Linked DNA regions of Homo sapiens: region 2 is linked to region 1. The links are chromatin contacts, found by Hi-C or POLR2A ChIA-PET in ENCODE. All regions are on one chromosome and are shown on one strand. Each heading gives the region's core, a stretch centred on a gene start or an enhancer-like site at or near the end of the contact. The rest is flanking DNA. Distances are from core to core; before and after follow the strand shown.

Region 1 (3,311 bases), core at 734-3,233:
TTCACCCATAGCAACCCGCCAGACCCACTCACCTTCTTCATTTGGAACTTGATTGTGGACTTCACCTCATCCACTTTGGCCACCATGTTTTCGTTGTGTGTGAGCAGGGAAGGGAACTTTCCTGCCTTATTTAAACCTGGGCCGAGGATTCGTGGAATCTGCTTGATCAGAGACTCTGAGGCCAAAAACGCATCATACTTCTTGGCTGATAGAGAGAGGAAGCCATTGGCATTGCTTAGAACCTGGTCACCAAGGCACACCTCAAATGTGGCAGGCCAGAAACGCACTTGAATCAATCATGTAAGTGACCTCCAAGCAGCACCCTCTCTAAGACCCCGCCTCAGTCTTTTCCCTAGCCCAAACGGTTTCCAGAAAGTCCTCTGGACCTTCACTGGTCCCAAAACATGCTCTCAGAAAACCAGGCTGACCCATGATCCATGGCATAACCGCTGTACAACGGATGCTCTGGTCAAGACTGCCTGGGCTCGAATTCTGCCTATTTCTTAGCTGTGGACCCTGGACACGTGACAACTGGGAATGTCTGCTTCCTACCTGTAAAAGCAGTCTAATGCCACTGCCTAAACAACGCAGCGTAAAGATTTCCAAATCATAGTTCACCAGCACCTGGCTGGTCAACTTACAATGCCTGGCCTCCCTCATCAACTGGAATCCTCATAGCAATACAAACATCAAACCACCCCAAAGCTAAAACAGCACTCAGGCAAGCTAGGCAACCACCGCCGATCCTTTGCTATTCTAGGCCCCTCATCATTTAAAAATCGAAAATGGCAGAAAAGCCTTTCTACCGCCCCCACCACACATCTCACATGCAAAACCACAGCGGCCGGACTCACCCAGCTTCTTGACCAGTTTTTTATTCTTGTTGAGTTTTTTCAGCGCCTCGATGTCCATGTGGGGGATATCCACGGCCTTAGCCTCGTCACAGTGCTGCTGGTCCCCCAGGACACACACAGAGAACTTAGGGCGGGGAGTGGACTTAAGCCTGCGTTTTGGGGGACAGCACCAACAGGTTACGCCTAGCCCTGGGTCCCAAGGGCCGGTGAAGGGTCTGGGACCGCAGCAGCCACCGAGCCTTACCCGGAGCGTTCACATTCACCAGCAGCCAGCCTGGCTTCTCAGGCTGGCCGGCGGGCTCGGCCGAGGCCTACCCACGCCTCCCCTCATGTTTTAAGACCCAGGGTGGGGGTCCGTCCAGCCGCGCCTGCCCGGAGCAGGGGGTCTGAACTACCCTAGCACATCAGTACCGACGTGCCCGCCTCCGGCTCAGCGGGAGCCTGCAGGGGAGGGGCAAGCACGGGGGCACTGAGGGCTGGGTGGGATCAGAACGGTGCCAACCTGACGGTGCCCGAGAAGCGCTTGTCCTTCTGGGGATCATAGTTCTTCAAGCTGATCTGCAACTCCACCGTCTCCAGGAACCTTCGAGAGAGGAGGGGGGTTAAGCACCCGCCGGCCCTCGCCACCCGCGCCGTGCCCCAGGGTCGGCACTCACTTGCGGCGCTTGCGCTGGTTCCCGTGCAGGACTTCCCGCACCGCCTCGTACAGGGTGTCGCGAGAGACTTTGCTGCTGCGGGAGAGAAGCGACAGGGCGCTCAGGGCCGCGGAGTCCACACGCTCGGACTGCCTGGAAGCCTCCGAGGTCTAGGCTTCGAGACGGGCGGGCGGCCCACGGCGGACTCCCCCGTAGATTCCGGACACCAAGTAGAGCGACGGGAGCTCAGACCCAGACCCAAGCCCCGGTGGAAGAGGGAGGCTCTCAGTGATCGGACCTGGTAGGAAGGGCGACCCGCAGGCCGACCCGCCTTGAGAAATGCCCCGCGGCGCAGGTGGCGCAAGGGTCCGCGGCGCGGCCTACAGGATCCGAACCCTCGGCGGGGCACCTGAAGGCGCGGATGAACGCGGATAGGGCTTTCAGGACCAACTCACCTCATGGCTTCTCACGCCGCGCTAACCGGAAAAGAGACTAGCATGTCTTGCGCATGCGCTCAAATAGTGGCCCTGATCTCGCGATAATGCTTTGCTCCTCGGTCCTACCCGCAGAGCGGTTGGGTGGGCCAACCCCGAGAAGCGCGGCCTTCTCTGGCCGCTGGGGGGCGTCGCTGGGCCGCTAGGCCGGCGCGGTAACCCACAGAGTTGTCGCAGTCCTGAGCGCCCCGCGGTCCCCCGGTAATGTGCCGATTCGCGCCCGCTGCTGCTGGACCCCTAGGGAAGCGGCTGGGTTCGGGGCTCGAGCTTCGGTAGTCACACGTACTGGTACAGCCCAGTGATGTTCACTGACAGCGTGGATTCCGGCACGCTTGTCCCTCAAACCCCTCTCCCCTCGCGCCCTCCGCACCAGCTTATGTTCTCAAAAGGAAGCCTGGCCCGACCTCCCTCCCTCAGCACCTTGCTCTAACGTGGACTCGTGGTAAGGGAAGTGTCCGGAAAGTTCTGTTCCTGTCCTTTCAACGCCTGCAGAGGGGAAGAGCTGGGAAAGTCCTTAAGTGAACTTTCACTTGATAGTTAATTTGATAACATCTACGTTTTAAGTGTGACTGCTATGAATAAGGCGTCTAGCCAGGTGCTACAGGAATACAAGGATGTAAAACAGGCACACAGCACTGCACACCCATAAGGTGTCTTCTCTGCTCTTTCCTCTGTCCAATGGGTCTCATCCTCTTAGCCACAGTAACCCCCAGAGCCCTTCAGATCTCTCCTCGGATTCATCTGCCCAAAACCCTTCCCGAACTCCAGACTGAGTCACTCCCACCTTTAAGATGCCCATTCTCACCTACCCCCCTGCCTGGTGGGGGCAGCTCCTATAGGATGGGGTGGGTGGTATTACACATTATTTGGCCCTCAGAGGGTGAATAAGATACCCTACACCCTTCCCCTCACCAGGAAAAAGATGTTCCTTGTCATTGAGCAGGGAAGTGGAGGGGGTGCGGATGGGCTCAATACCCAGAATTCATGGGAAGGAAGGTACTGCTTCTAATAAGACATTGGCCAGGCGTGGTGGCTCACGCCTGTAATCCCAGCACTTTGGGAGGCAGGCGGATCACCTGAGGTCAGGAGTTTGAGACCAGCCTCGTCTCTACTAAAAATACAAAAATGAGCGGGTCATGGTGGCATGCGCCTGTAATCCCAGCTACTCAAGAGGCTGAGGCAGGAGAATCGCTTGAACTGGGGAGGCAGAGGTTGCAGTGAGCCGAGATCATGCCATTGCATTCCAGCCTGGGCGACAGTGCGAGACTCAGACTCGAAAAAAAAAAAAGAAAAAGACATTATTGAACTTGCTTTTATTCAACACCATT
Region 2 (3,505 bases), core at 767-3,266, 1.1 Mb before region 1:
CGGGAGGCGGAGCGTGCAGTGAGCAGAGATCGCGCCACTGCACTTCAGCCTGGGCAACAGAGCAAGACTCCGTCTCAAAAAAAAAAAAGAAGAAGGAGAAGGAGAAGGAGAAGGAGAAGAAGAAGAAGAAGAAGAAGAAGAAGAAGAAGAAGAAGAAGAAGAAGAGGAAGAAGAAGAAGAAGAAAAGATTAGCTGGGCATGGTGGCACGTGCCTGTAGTCCTGTAGTCCCAGCTACTAAGGAGGCTGAGGCAGGAGAATCACTTGAGCCTGGGAGGTGGAGGTTGCAGTGAGCCGAGATCGTGCCACTACACTCCAGCCTAGTGATAGAGCGACACTCCGTCTCAAAACAAAACAAAAACAACCCCCCTCCCCCCACCAAAAAAAACATATATATAAGAGAGAAGAGAGAGTGAAATTCCTCTTCTGAAACTGGGAAAGTTCCAGGAGGAAGATAAGGTTTGAGCTGGGCTTTGGAAGGAGGAAAGAGAAGAGGAGAAAGAACATTGGATTTGCAGACAGAAAATGGGGTTCCCCTCTTGGCTACTTGGCTTACTAGCCGTGGGAATTCAGACAAGTCACTTAGCTTCTCTAAGTATCAATTACTTCATCTGCAAAACCTCGTGTGTCACTGCCAAAGTGAGGACCAAGTGAGATTAAATAAGTGAAAGTTGTTTGTAAACTGTAAAGCATTATGCAGACATCTTGGACTATTATTAAAAGCTTAAGAATGGGTAGGACTTTGACAACAGGCATTTGGGGAGAAGGGCCTCTGGGCAGAGAGAATGAAAGGCGAAGTGATTGATTGATATGTATGTAGTGACTGATTGAGACAGGGTCTCCCTCCGTTGCCCAGGCTGGGGTGCAGTGTCATGATCATGGCTCATAGCAGCCCTGAACTCCTGGACTCAATCAATCCTCCTGCTTCAGCCTCCACAGTAGGTGGGACCACAGGCACTTGCCACCATGCTGGCCAATTACAAAAATTTTTTTAGAGGTGGATTCTCCTTATGTTGCCCAGACTGGTCTCAAACTCCTAGGCTCAAGCTATCCTCCCACCTGGACCTCCCAAAGTGCTGGAATTACAGGCAGGAGCCACCGCGCCTGGCGAGAAGTGATTTTTGTTAAGAGGCTAGACAAAAGGAAACTGGGCTTTGAAGATGAAATGAATGAATAACTCGCAGCACATGCTTCCTTCTCTCCCTAGATGGCCCCTTTGCAGGCAGTCAGGGACCATGTCTCGTTCATCTTAGTTTCCAGGAGCTTGACACTTTGTAGTTGAGGGCTTTGTGCTCCATTCTCAAGAAACGACAAGTGCCCAAAGGCTATTAAACTTGGGACCTCTTTACCCCCAAAAGTAGTACAGAATAAGAGTTGGGTGGCCTTGAAAAGCACCTTCTTCTGTCCACACTGGGTCGCCCGCTGGGTAACCTCCCAAACCTATGAGAGCTCACCTTATCCCAGGTAAGGTCCTTACTTTAAGGAAGAGGAGGGGGGCCAAGGGCTCCAGCAGACCTGTTCTACACGGGGTAGGGGGGTGGGTGGGAACTATACAGGTGACAACATTTCATAGAACTACACACACACTCACACACACGCACATGACTGCATACCCAACAGGTTAAATCCGAGTGTGGTCTGTAATGAAGTTAATTGTATTGGTTTAGTTAATTGTATTGGTTTAGTTAATTGTATTGTGCGAATGTCAATTTCCTGGCTTTGAGAATGTTGTATCTTAAGAAAAATGTTGAGGTAAGCTGGGTGGGTGATGGTATAGGGAACCTGTATGTATTAATTTTGCAACTTCTTGTGAGTCCATAATTATTTCGAAGTAAAAAGTAAAACAAAAGAAAACAATGGAACTTCCCCCTCAGCCCAGCCTACTTCGAGACCGCCTCACACTCACACATCTGGCCTCACCCAGGTCCAGCCAGCCCTAGGCAGGGGGTGAAGGGAGGGGCAGGGCGGGGCCACGCAAGCGCAGTTCCGCAATCCCGGCCGCTCCGGGAAGTCGCGCATGCGTAGTCTCGGCCCCGGGCTGCCGCGCCAGCCCGTCTCCGCGGCGGGGGACCGGGCTGCCTTGGCCCCTCAGCGCTCGCGTCTTTTCCGGCAGTTGGAACGCTTCCTGTTGTCCTCACCCGTAACCGCCTGTTGCCCCCTGTCTCAGAGTCCCTCACGCGTCCCCTCCCGTCTTTGGCTCGTTGGCTGCCGCCGCCGGGGCTTCGCCAGCCTTCAAGTCGAGACTACTGGCCGAAGGGGCGTCTGCGGCTCTCCGCCGTCCCCAGCCCTGCCTCTCCCTGGGCTCTGGTGAGTTGCTTGCTGCCGCCGTCTTCACTCCATCCCGGGGTTTTTCCTTTATCTCCTCCTTCCCCAACCTCCGACTCCTTCTTGGGCTTTCTCCTGCTCGCCGGCGCCCTCTTTCAAGCCCTAACCTCTCAGCCTCTTGGCCTCTCTCCGCCCCTCTCCTTAACCCCCTTCTTCCCCCGTCTCCAGATGCCCCTTGTTGGCCCTCTCCACATTTTTCCAGTCCCAGCCTTTCCACCCCATCCTTTATCTTTCTCCTTTTGCAGTTGGAGCGGGAGCCAGGCTTTCCTTTCCATGTTGCCACCTTTGTCTGCTCCCTGCCACCAGTCAGTCCCTCAGGGATCTCGGTCATCACCGGTTTTTATCTCCTTTTCCTTCTTCTGGGGTCTGTGAACTGTGGTCTGAGGCAGAGATGTCGAAAGCCCCCCTTGGGGTGTGGTATCTTTGAGTCGGCTCCTTTCTCCGTTAGTCTTAGGATACTGGGCTTCAGATAAGCTTCAAATCACAGGAAAAGGCAGGGAAAATTCTTAAGAAGAGAGTGGAAAAGCAACAGCCAGAGGAAAAAGTCGGTAAGGGCTTAGAGGAAAGTCTGTGTCAGAAAGCGGGCAGAACGGCCGGCAGAGAGACCAGATCTCTCAGTTCATTCTGAAACGACTAAAAGACTCGGAGAGAAACTTGTTCTGTTTGAAATGCACCGAGGAGGGTTGGAGTGAAGTAGACCCTGAGTGTCTCCACCCTTTGAGCTCACCCTGCCTCTGAATTAGCCAGGCAATATATTTGGTTTCCCTAAACATAAAACAACCACCACCTCGATAACAGGCTCTCCTCCCCACCCTAAACGTTAGATACCAGCTTCCTCCTAAGAGGAGAGAACGCTATAGCAAACCATTTCATGTCCCAGCCCTATCCCCCATCACACATAAACTCCTAGGAATGGACATCAAAAATGAGTATATTTCCTAGTTAATCTTTCTTAAGGTGCTAAGTGCATAGCACTGTGCATGAAATGGGGGAAGAATATTAAAACAAGTATAAGACATGGTGCTTGCTTTCTAGTGTAGGTAGAGATTACAGTTTAGTAGGATTTACAGTTCAGTGGGAGAGATTAGACATGCGACTTAAGCAATAATCTTAGCTCCAATGTTGAATCGTCCAAATGAAAGATAATGGATTGTCAGTCGCAAAGAAATAAAGTCCATATTG

Evidence for each region. A loop is a pair of places that touch in the nucleus more often than their neighbours do. ChIA-PET counts read pairs that join two places held with the same protein, here RNA polymerase II (POLR2A). Pooled maps may share reads with other maps.
Region 2: a pooled map shows a loop between it and region 1 (9-fold over the local background). The contact joins the promoter of STK38 here to the promoter of RPL10A in region 1. A Hi-C loop is called at or near these places in 4 of 50 pooled maps. POLR2A ChIA-PET finds 5 or more read pairs at or near these places in 2 of 52 experiments (GM12878 and K562).

What each region holds. Positions count from the first base shown.
Region 1 is chr6:35,467,073-35,470,383 of GRCh38, reverse strand. RPL10A (ribosomal protein L10a) reads right to left here and starts at 1,983. Exons shown (of 6, transcript NM_007104.5): 1 at 1,945-1,983; 2 at 1,511-1,585; 3 at 1,357-1,437; 4 at 855-1,003; 5 at 33-205. The coding sequence starts at 1,949. FANCE (FA complementation group E) reads right to left here. Exons shown (of 10, transcript NM_021922.3): 10 at 3,282-3,311. RefSeq lists enhancers at 1,254-1,353, 1,414-1,483, 1,661-2,217, 2,494-2,543.
Region 2 is chr6:36,545,990-36,549,494 of GRCh38, reverse strand. STK38 (serine/threonine kinase 38) reads left to right here and starts at 2,016. Exons shown (of 14, transcript NM_007271.4): 1 at 2,016-2,305. RefSeq lists a silencer at 1,871-2,210 and an enhancer at 1,958-2,481.